2 separate regions of the Homo sapiens genome follow, and region 2 is linked to region 1. The links are chromatin loops, found by intact Hi-C in ENCODE. Cell type or tissue: psoas muscle. All regions are shown on one strand. Each heading gives the region's core, and the rest is flanking DNA. Links, peaks and the distances in the headings are about the cores only.

Evidence for each region. A loop is a pair of places that touch in the nucleus more often than their neighbours do. Peaks named below come from ENCODE experiments on the same cell type or tissue, not always from the same donor. Only the 100,000 strongest peaks of a DNase experiment are listed, where the experiment ranks them.
Region 2: a loop joins it to region 1, with 8 times the contacts of the local background. A loop is called at or near these places in 107 of 110 quality-filtered maps.

What each region holds. Positions count from the first base shown.
Region 1 is chr3:52,141,222-52,146,590 of GRCh38, reverse strand. POC1A (POC1 centriolar protein A) reads left to right here. Exons shown (of 11, transcript NM_015426.5): 6 at 630-745. Among named protein-coding and RNA genes, the nearest start is that of POC1A, 11 kb to the left of the region's middle. In psoas muscle, for the core only: a CTCF peak has its summit at 2,118 (motif pointing right); a DNase peak (open chromatin) is centred at 2,140; H3K27ac peaks cover 131 bases.
Region 2 is chr3:51,999,066-52,004,434 of GRCh38, reverse strand. No RefSeq gene overlaps it. Among named protein-coding and RNA genes, the nearest start is that of RPL29, 5.9 kb to the right of the region's middle. In psoas muscle, for the core only: a CTCF peak has its summit at 2,781 (motif pointing left); DNase peaks (open chromatin) are centred at 2,014 and 2,754.

The DNA.
Region 1 (5,369 bases), core at 172-5,171:
AAAATTCTTGTTGGGTTCTTGTAGCAGATGGTGGCTGTTCATATTGTGCCACATCATCAGGAGAGAGAGGTGCCTACATTTGAGTAGAGACCCCAGCTTCTGCCCTTCTTTGTTGGGCTGGGAGCCACAAGGGCTTCTCCTTGAGAGGTGGACATGGTACCAGCCTGGGTATCACATATGGGTGTGGTGAGGGTCCTTGGCCTGTCTCCTAGAAAGGGGTGGGCCAATGGCCCTGTAGTCCTGCTGGACCTTCCCACCTGTGCCTCAGCTGGCAGGATCTGCCCTGCAGCCACCCCTGGGAAGGGTACCAGCTCCAACTTTGAAAATCCCAGGGGAGCCTGGCTAACTTTTGGGTTTGAAGATAGCTCTCTCAACTTGTATTGAAAATTGGCGGTGGGATGTGCTCCCTGGTCAGTCCACCTTAGTTTGTTGCTGGCCACTGTTCTCACCTTTTACTTCTTCTTGCTCTCCCTTGGCCACCTGGTAAACAAGTGTGACAGAAAGGAGGTGTCTGGGTCAAGGGAACAGCGTGGGCAGGACACAGGGATGGGGAAAGCACCAAATGTTTCTGGGTCCGTCCTGAACCAGGGCAGACCTCCTATAGTGCATAGTGGCCCCTGTCTTTCCAGCTTTGTCACCTATGTGGACTTCCACCCCAGTGGGACGTGCATTGCCGCTGCCGGCATGGACAACACAGTGAAGGTGTGGGACGTGCGGACTCACCGGCTGCTGCAGCATTATCAGTGTGAGTGGTGAACAGCCTCCTGGGCCCAAGGGCAGCCCTGGTGGGACTGTGATGGTGTTGGATGTTGTCCTGTGCTGTAGTGCTTAAATGGGTCTGAGATGGCCTTGGGCAGGAAGGTGTCCTGGGTTTGTTGGGATTCCAGGGGTGGGAGTCTGTGGCATGGCTGGCCTGGCTTGGAACCTTGGCCAGGAGATGGAGCCTGGTGCTACCTGGCTTCCACTGAGCCAGTCAATGCTCACCTCCGAAGTGGCAGAATCTCACACATACTGCAGGGCCAGATGGGGAGTCCTCACTGGGGCTCTGGTCAGGGCTTCCCTTGAGGACCACTTCTCAGGGGCATGCCACTTGCCTTTCCTGGTGATGGAGGCTCTGCCCTCCAGGGCCAAGGTGACAGCCCTTGACCTGTGGTAAAGGGAACAGGGCTGTCAGTAGAGGCCAGCATTGGTGGGACCGTGGCCACCTCTGGTCTTACAGTGTCCTCCGCAGATGTAGAGTCATAGGGAGGGTTGACTTAGCTAGGGGCCAGGCCCAGGATGGTAGCCCTTGGAAGGCAGGGTGGCGGGCAGTGGGCATGGGCTCATGTCAGGCTCCAGGTGGGAGTTGGAGGGCGAGGGCAGACTTAGACATGCCCAGGATGAGTTCGCTGAGAGTACTGGGTAGGGAACTGGCCTGAGAGCAAGTATGAGTGGGCAGGGCCATGAGGCGCCCCAGTTCCAGGGATGGGCTCAGGGAAGGGAGCTGGTGAGGGGTCATTGGAGAAACTGGGAATTGTGTAGCTGGCAAAACAGAGATGAGCAAGACTGGACCAGGGCCGAGACCAGGAAGGAGGCAGAGCTGGAGTTGTTTGAAGAACCGTGGTTGTTAACCTGGGACTAAGCTTAAAGTTCTTGGGCTCGCTTCCTTAAGCCACACCTGAAATGGGAAGGACATGGCTGGACACAGGTGTGGGGTTCCGACCCCACCCACCCCTGACACACACACACCCTTCCTAGCTGACTCCTGGTGTTCAAGTACAGCACTTTCTTTGGGGTAACAGAGGTGAGCACACCTTCCCAGAATGGGGAGAAGATCCTAATCTTGAACAGCACATGGTGGAGAGTGGGCTCTGCAGCTGGCTTTTAAAGCATTCCTGGCTGTGTGATATTGGGCAGGTCATTTGACTCTGTGGGGCCTCTGGGACAATGATGGGGCCTGTCTCACAGGAGGTGTTGGGAGGTTTAATGAGTTGTTTCATATCAAGAATTGAGAGGGTGGCTGGCACAAAATGGGGGGAAGGAGGTACAATGTTAGTGATGATGACAATGACACTGTCTTGGTCCTGTCTGGGCTGGTGAGGCCAACCTGGTTGGTTAAGGCCTGTAGTACCCTACAGCACCACCAGGTGGCAGGGGCCAGCCACAAGAACCTGTTCCCCCACCCCACCCCCCTCCATAGGAAGCCCTGAGGTTTGTTACCAATGCTCTTTCAGACAGAGGCTTCTGGAACAGAAGAGCAGTGGGGCTTGCCTCCACTTGGAGCCCATATCTTTCCTATCCTTCCTTCAGCCTTCTGCTCTGGGCCAGGCCTGAGTGAAGGGCTGGGGCTTGGGGATGGGGCACATCTGCCCAGCTGCCTGGGGAACGTGGGCAGGTGCAGAGGAGGGAGGACTTGGACAGGGAGAGATGGGAGTGGAAGGCGACGAGGCAGGACAGTGGTCAGGAGCACATGCTGTGGTTCCTTTCTGTAAAGGGGGTGGCAATAGGCCTTCCTCATGGCTTTGTGAGGCTCTGATGGGAAAAGCCACAAAAGGGTTATAACACAGGGCTAGGTATGTGGTTTGTGCTACATAAGTCCTGACACTGGGCAGAGAGGATGTCTAGGTGACCCTGGGAGGGTCCAGACCCATCTCTGATGGATCAGGAGCCTGGGCCTGGTGTTCATGGGTATAACAGCAGGTACCCCTTGGGAAGGGCCTTGGATGCCATCTCTGGCTCGGGGTCCCAAAGATGTGGCCTGATTGGCAGTGCTAGGACTAGCCTCGTCATTTAAGGTATGAAGGGAAGAAGGACATCTGAGAGGATAGCGGTGTCCAGAGCCTGCTGGGGTTGGGGGCTGGTGTGCCCCATGTGTCCCAGTGATGGGTAGGTGTCCAGCTGTGCCTGGTATCAAAGTAGGGGCTGGCATCAGAGTGGGGGATGGGTTGCAGAGGTTGAGTAGAAGCAGAGAAGCTGACCCTGTTGGGGTGGAGGGGCCAGCTGGACCCAGGGATCTGGGATGTGAGAATGGCTGAGGTCACATTCTGAGCCCCTATAATTGAGGGGCCACAGAAGATAAAGGTCCACAAAGCAGCCAGAGTGAGAGGTATGAACCCCGTCTCCAAGCATGGGAGAGCTGAGGAGGGCAGAGGCTGGGGAGTGAAGGAGAGTGGGGTCTTGTGAAGAGGGTTGTCAGGAGGTGGAGCAATGCAGAGCAGCCGAGGAGAGCGGTGGGTACTGGGGAGAGGGAGCTGGGGACCTGGAGGGAGCAGGCTTGGCAGAGGGCAGGGGCGGATCTCCATGATGGCAGGGTTGGGGAGGTGTGGATGGACTCAGATGAGCTCCAGGGGCTGAGTCCTGAGTGGAGCTGAGTGTGTGGGCTGACAGGCCCTGCTGGGAGATTGCAGTCTGCTTGTGCTTCTGGCCTTGCCTCTTATGACAGCCTCTCAGTGGGCCTGCAGTGTCTCATCCCTAAGCCACCCCTAGTGTAGATTGGAGGCTTAGCAGGATTTGGAGTACCCCATAAACACAGCCGGTTCCCCCTGAGCTCCCTGCTCAATGCCGTGGCCAGTGGTGGGTGTTCACAGGATAGCGGAGTCATCCCATAGCCTCTAGGCTGACCCTTAGGGGTGCAGTGAGCCAGGTTGATCTGAGCTCCCTGGGTAGGGGGAACATACCTCTCATCCTCTGCTGACGGGAGGACATGGCCAGGTCTGCTCTGGTCTTGGGGCTCCCCAGAAAACCTTTAGCTGAAACTAGGGGGAAACCCTCTACCCAAGTGGCTCCCCCACCCCCATAGGTGCAGTGGAATCTCTTTGGAGGCTCATTCCCCAGGAAGGGCTCCCAGTACTCTGGCAACAGATGCCTGATCCGCTTTCTGTCCCTGATCCCTAGGAAACCCAAGGGAAACCTACGGACACAGTGACGTGCAGTGTCTCCCCTAGTGACTCTGGATGGGCATCAGGCACTTCCAGAATGGCCTTCGGGTGTTGGACGCTGATGGGCTCTTGTGAGAGGATTTGGTTAATGATACTGCAGTGTGTGGCTAGCAAGCCCCAGCCTGCCTGCATCCAGCCGTCCATAGTTGTGCTCTATGAGGGCACTTCCTGTTCCTGCTAGGGTTGTTGGAGTTGAAGCCCACTTGGGGCTTTGGGCTATGGAGGCAGCTGGAGCCATTTGTCTTGCGCTGGCTGACTCTCCTAGGTAAGGAGTTTCTTGGCTCTGGCCTATCACTGCAGAGAGCAGTTCTGATTTCTCAATTCAGCAAGGATTTGGGCTGGTGGAGCCCTGGGAGTGCCAATCCCTGTGGTGGTGGGTTAGCTCCATATGCTCTGAGCCCACGTTAAGACTGTTCAGGCATCTGAGCAGCAGCCCCCATCCCAGAACCTGTAATGTGCTTCGTGCCTTACAGCACGTGCAGGTCCATTATCCAGTGACAGGCCTGGGTGGCCAGCAAAGTAGGTCTACCCTCCATTTCACAGATGCGGAGCATGCAGCCCACAGTCACACAGCTAGAAAGCTATGGGTCTGAGTCTCCACCTCAGGGCCTTTGAGTCTGGCATTCTGTTGACAGGCTCACGCTCGGTTCCTTGCACTTCGGTGACTCTAGTCATTTACTCTTCAGGCTCCCTGGGAGAGGTGGTCTCTTTGGCTGGCTGTCAGCAGGGCTTAGAACTCATAGAGTCCCAAGCTCTCTGTCCGATGGTCTTTAGTGCAGCCCTGCACCCCCGCCTGGCCTGATACATTGTCATGGAGGGTTTTGTCTTTTTTTTTTTCTCTTTCAGAGATGGGGTTGGGGTCTCACTGTATTTCCCAGGCTGGTCTTGAACTCCTGAGCTCAAGCAGTCCTCCCACCTCGGCCTCCCAAAGTGCTGGGATTACAGGCGTGAGTCACCATGCCCGGCCGGAGGGTTTTAAGTAGTTGCAGCTATCAGGGCAGGCCTGTACCCTGTACTGGGTGTTTTGAGACTAAAAGGGTTGATTGGGGTACAGTGGTGCTGTCCCACCTGATCTAGCCAACCTACTCTCCCACTGTCCTGAAGTGAGCATTTACACGGCATTTACACAGAGGAGTGTTTTGGGTGTCCTTTGCTGCTGGTATCAGAGCACTTTTGTGGTATGAATCCAAAGCCTCTTGTCAACCCAGAGCCACCGTGTCACTAGTAACATCAGTTGCGCATCGCAAGAGACCACCCTGGGGAAAATGAGCGGTCCTTTTGTGGAAGGATGTTGGGATGGGGCTTGGCCCTGGCATGGTCTCCTCTAGAGAGGAACCTCCTGCTTGGGCACCCAGGCTTTCTCTGGGCCCTTGGCTGGTTTGCAGCCCGTTAGGTAGTGGGCCTAGGTTTGCCCAAGCCTCTACAGGCAGAGCAGCATGGAGTGGGTGTACT
Region 2 (5,369 bases), core at 145-5,144, 140 kb after region 1:
GCTGGCGCCCAGGACTTGGGCTGTGTGCGGGAAAGGCAAGAGCACCCTCTTCCGGCCAGGCCTTGGGGTCTTCAGGGTCGCAGCGACAGCTCAGGGAGGTCCGGATCAGCTGGGAGAGCTATGAGAGCAAATGCCAACCTTCACCCTCTCCAGCCCACTGTGTTCTCTCCACCTCCACCTGATCGCACAGGGCCTGCCTCATCTTCCAGGGAGGCTCCCAGGGCGCTCCTCCAACCCCAGAAGGTTTCTGGAGCCTGCTGGCCTGGCTTGAATGGAGCCCTCTCTGGTCTACATCTAGGGGTGCTGTGCCCACAGCTTCCTCCCCTCCCAGCCTCCCCGGCTCTGCATACCGTAGGTGCTCCAAGTGATCATGGCAGTAGCCCTGGCACAGCAGATACAAGAGGTTTGGGGCTGGGACCCCCTCCCAGGACCTGTCCATAGCTCTGTGTCTGCCGCCTCATGGGAATCTTGTGTAGCCTGTGTGGCCGACCTTGTTTACGTGGAGGTGGGATTGGGCCATTTAGCAGCCTCTGAGAAGTTGAGTGACTTGCCAGGGACACAGTCAAGAAAGGGCTGCCCTTGGGCCAGAACCTGCTGCCTGCAGCCACAAGCCCTTCGTGCTCAGGGGACACTCTCAATGGGACCTTTAGAATCCCCAGCCCTCTCAGAATTCTAGCTCCTCTCTGATCTTGCTAGAGTCCCGTGTGCCGCCCTAAACAGGGCCAGAACTCATTCTCCTTCCTTAGCCTATGTTGCGCTGGGGCCTGGGAGGGGGTTACTGAAGCACTAAGTTTAGGAAACCCAGGAACACCAATGGTAGGGAGGCAGGCACCTCTCAGGGAACAAAAGTGGGTGAGGGCAGCCAGGGGCTTTCTCTGGACTCAGGAGAGAAACATCAGCAACTGCCTTCCCATGGGGTGCAGGTCTCCTGTGGCCCTCTGTACCTAGCCACTCCTCGGGCCAACGGTAGCAAATGCAGCCTCCACCCTCATCCCGGCTCAGGCCTCTCTGGTTCCCTCCCTGACTCTCCAATACTCACTGTGTGCCCTTGAGTAAATTCCTCCTCCTCTTAGACCTCAGTTTCCCCACCCATTGGCTTAGAGAGGGGAACTAGATGATCTTCAAACCCCCCTGCTCCAGCGCTTGTTTCCTAAACTCCGCCAGGGGCTCCTGGGTCACAGCCTCTGTCTCCTGGGAGGGAGTGAGGACTGGGAGACTTGGGGCTTGAAATCTTTGGGAGAAGACAGCTCCCTTGTTCATTCAGAATAATTCTTTCAAAGGTCATTTCGTCCTGTCCTGTCTCCATCTTAAAGAGTTGTCCATCTGATCCCTAGGAAGGGGCGGTCCTGGGATGCAGCCAGGGCATTAACCCCAGGACTGCTTGGTGAGCAGAGAAGTCCTTTCTCCCCAGCCCGCCAAGTCTCTCTTTAGTCTGAGCTGGGAAGAGAGGGAGGGAGGGTACAGGCGAGAGGTGCATCCAGGCAGGATGGGGTTAAAGGAGAAAGGGAGCTAGAAGGGGGCTGTGGTTGCCAAGGCAACGACATTGCTGGGGCCATTGGAGCCTGCTGGGGAGGGAAAGGAGAGGGGTGTCCCTCCCAACCCTCAGCTTCATTCTTCCTTTTCAGATGCTCTTTGTTAAAAGGGAATCTCCGTAGCCTCCTTTTGTGGCTGGGAACAGGAGTGGGGAGAGATACTTCGGGCTTCCATCCAGCCCTGTCCAACACCCTCATGTCACCCACCTACCCTATCCCTTCCCTCCCATCCTTCCTAGCAGGTCGGTTTTCTGTGCTGCTGGACTTTTCTTCCATTTATACTTGGCCAGTCCTTGGCTGCCTGAGGCCAACTGACCCCAGCCCAGGCCTGCTCAGGCAGCAGCCTGCCCTCCACCCAAGGACACTACCACCTCCTTTGTAGGCCTGCTCTGGATGTGGCAGGTGTGTCTGGCAGAAGCAGGGGCTGGCACAGAGGATGCCCTCACTCTGGGCATCCGTTGGCCATAAAGGCCACGGGCTTCTCTCGTCACATGGCAGTCACTGTCACAAGGCCCCCTCCATGGCCTCATTGGGTACAAACCACCCCGTGCCCCCCCAGATTCTGGTAGGTGCCTGGACTGCAGTAGCTCTCCATTTGGCTGTGGGACCTCTAGCCAGTCATGCCCAAGGACTCCATCTCCCCACCTGTGAAGTGGGGTGATAAAAACCATACCCCCTCCAAAGGCTGCTGTGCGGTCTCACAATCAAACCCGCGGGCCTCCCAAATGCACAGCGAGGCTCTGGGAGGCTTCCTGCCTCCTCAGCCCTGGTGCTACTCGCCTCCACTGTGGCAGGCAGGCTCCAAGAGGTGAAGATGCTCTGCTGGTGAGTGGCAGTCAGAATCGAAAACCAAGTCTGTCTGATGCCAAAGCCTGTTCCTTTAACCCACAAGAGGCATCGCCCTTGGGTAAGTCTAAAGTGGGCCAGGAGGGGCTGTGCCCAGGGATGCCCACAGGCTCTACTTCCTCTGCCTTGAACCCTCTCTGGGGGAAGACAACTCACCACCACCACCAGGAACTTGGAGCTGAGGGAGACCTGACCCAGCCTAGAGAACCTGTTCAAAATAGACAGGCACTGAATCTGGAGGTGGGGGTGGTGGGGCGTGCTGAGAAGCGCAGCTGTGAAAGGCCTGGGAGGCTGCAAGAGTGTCCCGCCGGAGGGGAGCGGGTGCCTGTCTACAGCCCACCTGCAGCACCAGACTTCATCCGCGGTCCCACTCTGCCCCCTTGCGGACGATAGGCTCACATCCCGGCTCACTCCTGGGCTAGGTGGGCCAGGTGCGCCCCCAGAGGGAGATCAGGCCTGGGGCTGAAAGGGGCGCGCGCGCGATGACCTGAGGAATGGGCCGCACCTTCCAGTTTCTGCTGGAAATGACTCTCTTTTGACAGATACTGAGCACCAGCCTGGCGTTGCATGCAGCCCATGGCCCTTTCCTTCTACCAGGAGCTTTGAATCCCAGGCTCCTGGTGGGGAGTGAACTTAACTCTATTTTCCAACCCTGCATTCCACTTTTTTTTTTTTTTTTTGAGACAGAGTTTCACTCTTGTTTCCCAGGCTGGAGGACAATGGCGCGATCTCAACTCACTGCAACCTCCGCCTCCTGGGTTCAAGCGATTCTCCTGCCTCAGCCTCCCAAGTAGCAGGGATTACAGGTGCCCACCCCCACACCCATCTTAATTTTTTGTATTCTTAGTGGAGATGGGGTTTCATCATGTTGGCCAGGCTGGTCTTGAACTCCTGACCTCAAGTGATCCACACAGCTCAGCCTCCCAAAGTGCTGGGATTATGGGCGTAAGCCACCATGGCTGGCCCCCTCCATCCCATTTTTAAACCCCCAACCCCAGGGCATTCAATCGCTGCTGGCAAAACCCTTGTATCAGGAAGCTCACTACTGCTGGGAGCAGCCCATATTTTGGAGGGAATTCTGATTGCAAAAATGCCCCTTGTCCACGAAGCTGGCATTTGCTGTCCTCAGTCACAGCTCTGTCTTCTAGGGACACACAGAATCAGGTAGCCCCTCCCTCAGAAAGTTCTAAGCAGATCCAAAGTCCCAAAGCCCACCCCACCTCCACACTTCTGTCTTGTGGGGGTAAAACAACCAGATAAAACACCCTGGTTCTGACAACCTTCACAGTCCCTCTTACCTGAAAACACTGGTAGTCCCTGTATCTCAGGAACCTCAGAGGCTGAAGGGACCCAGCCCCCGCGAGCACCGCCACTTTCCTCCACCTTGGCTTTCTCTTGTTGTTCCTTGGATCTTGTCCTTATTTTTAGCATCCACTTGCCACTGATTTTCTTTCCCCAAGCCCCGTCTCCCTCACCTGAGGCCTTGTGGGGAAGATGCATGGATGGGACTAACAATGATTGAGCACCTACTGTGTACTTAACATAGTGTTCTGTGCTTTACTCAAATTATCCAGTTTAGCCCCAAGAGGTTATTACTATTTTTATCCCCACGTTACGCTGGGAACTGAGGCTTGGCAAGCAAGGCTCTGGGTCCAGGAGAAGAGCTGACTCTTATCTCTGAGAAATCCCTCCAGGCCAGCTGGCTTCTCCACCCTGATTCTGTCATCTTCCTGGATTTGTGAAATGTGCACATTTAACTCCTCAAACATGTATCAGGTCCCCATATACTCCTGGGACTGTGACAGGAACTGCAAAAACAACCCCAGGGGTCTCCAACCCCATCACTTTGCTGAGGAGACACTATGGGATCCTACTCGGGCTTTGAATTGGGTAATGGGTCTGGACAAGGCCTGGTCAAGACAACACCCTTGCAGGCCACATGGGTTGGGCTGATCACATCCAGCCCCATCCAGCCCTATCTTGTCACCCAGGCTCACATCTTTCTCTGCCTTGTGCCCAAGGCATTTGAGAGAGACCTGGCTTATGCTCTGCTGAGTCCAGATAGTGGCTCTGCCCAAGTCTACTCCATGGAGGAGGCAAGTGGAGCCCGGCCTCCAGGCAGATTTGAGATGGAGCAAGAACCACTCACTCATGGAGGGTGAGAGTGTGTCAACCCTAGAGGAAAGGTTAAGTTCTTTGCCTTTTTGTATGTGTGTGCCAGAGACTCCATTGACATATGGTGATATTTATTGACCTCTTCTCAAAATAATGTTTCAAAATATGTAAAATAGATTAAGATTACAAAAGATTTTCATGAGCAGAGAAAGATGTCCACAAATTATGACTAAATGCATAAAATCAGGTTACAGAAGAGTTCATATAGTGTAAGTTTCCATTTATGAAAGAGAGGAGTGAAAAAGGGAGGGAGGAAGAAAAGAAAGAAAGGAGGGAGGGAGGGAGGGAGGAAGAAAGGAAGGAAGGGAGAAATAAAGAAAACTATCCCTAGAAAGAATACTATCTTTATAGACATGGATGACCCTACCATCCATCCCACTTTGAAAAGCATGACAGGGACTAGGCGTGGTTGGTCACGCCTGTAATCCCAGCATTTTGGGAGGCCAAGGTGGGTGGATCACTTGAGGTTAGGAGTTCAAGACCAGCCTGACCAACATGGTGAAAACTCATCTCTACTAAAAATACAAAAATTAGCTGGGTGTGATGGCAGGCGCCTGTAATCCCAGCTACTCAGGAGGCTGAGCCAGGAGAATCGCTTGAACTGGGGAGGCGGAGGTTGCAGTGAACTGAGATCGTGTCATTGCACTCCAGCCTGGGCAACAACAGCAAAACTCTGTCTCAAAAAAAAAGAAAAAGAAAAGAAAAGCATGACAGGTCAGTGGCTCCAGGTCATGGTCCCCTTTGGCTCCTGGACAGGTCCCCTCAGGTCACAGCCAAAGTTCCTCATTCTTGTCACTGACTCCCCCTTGCCTAACA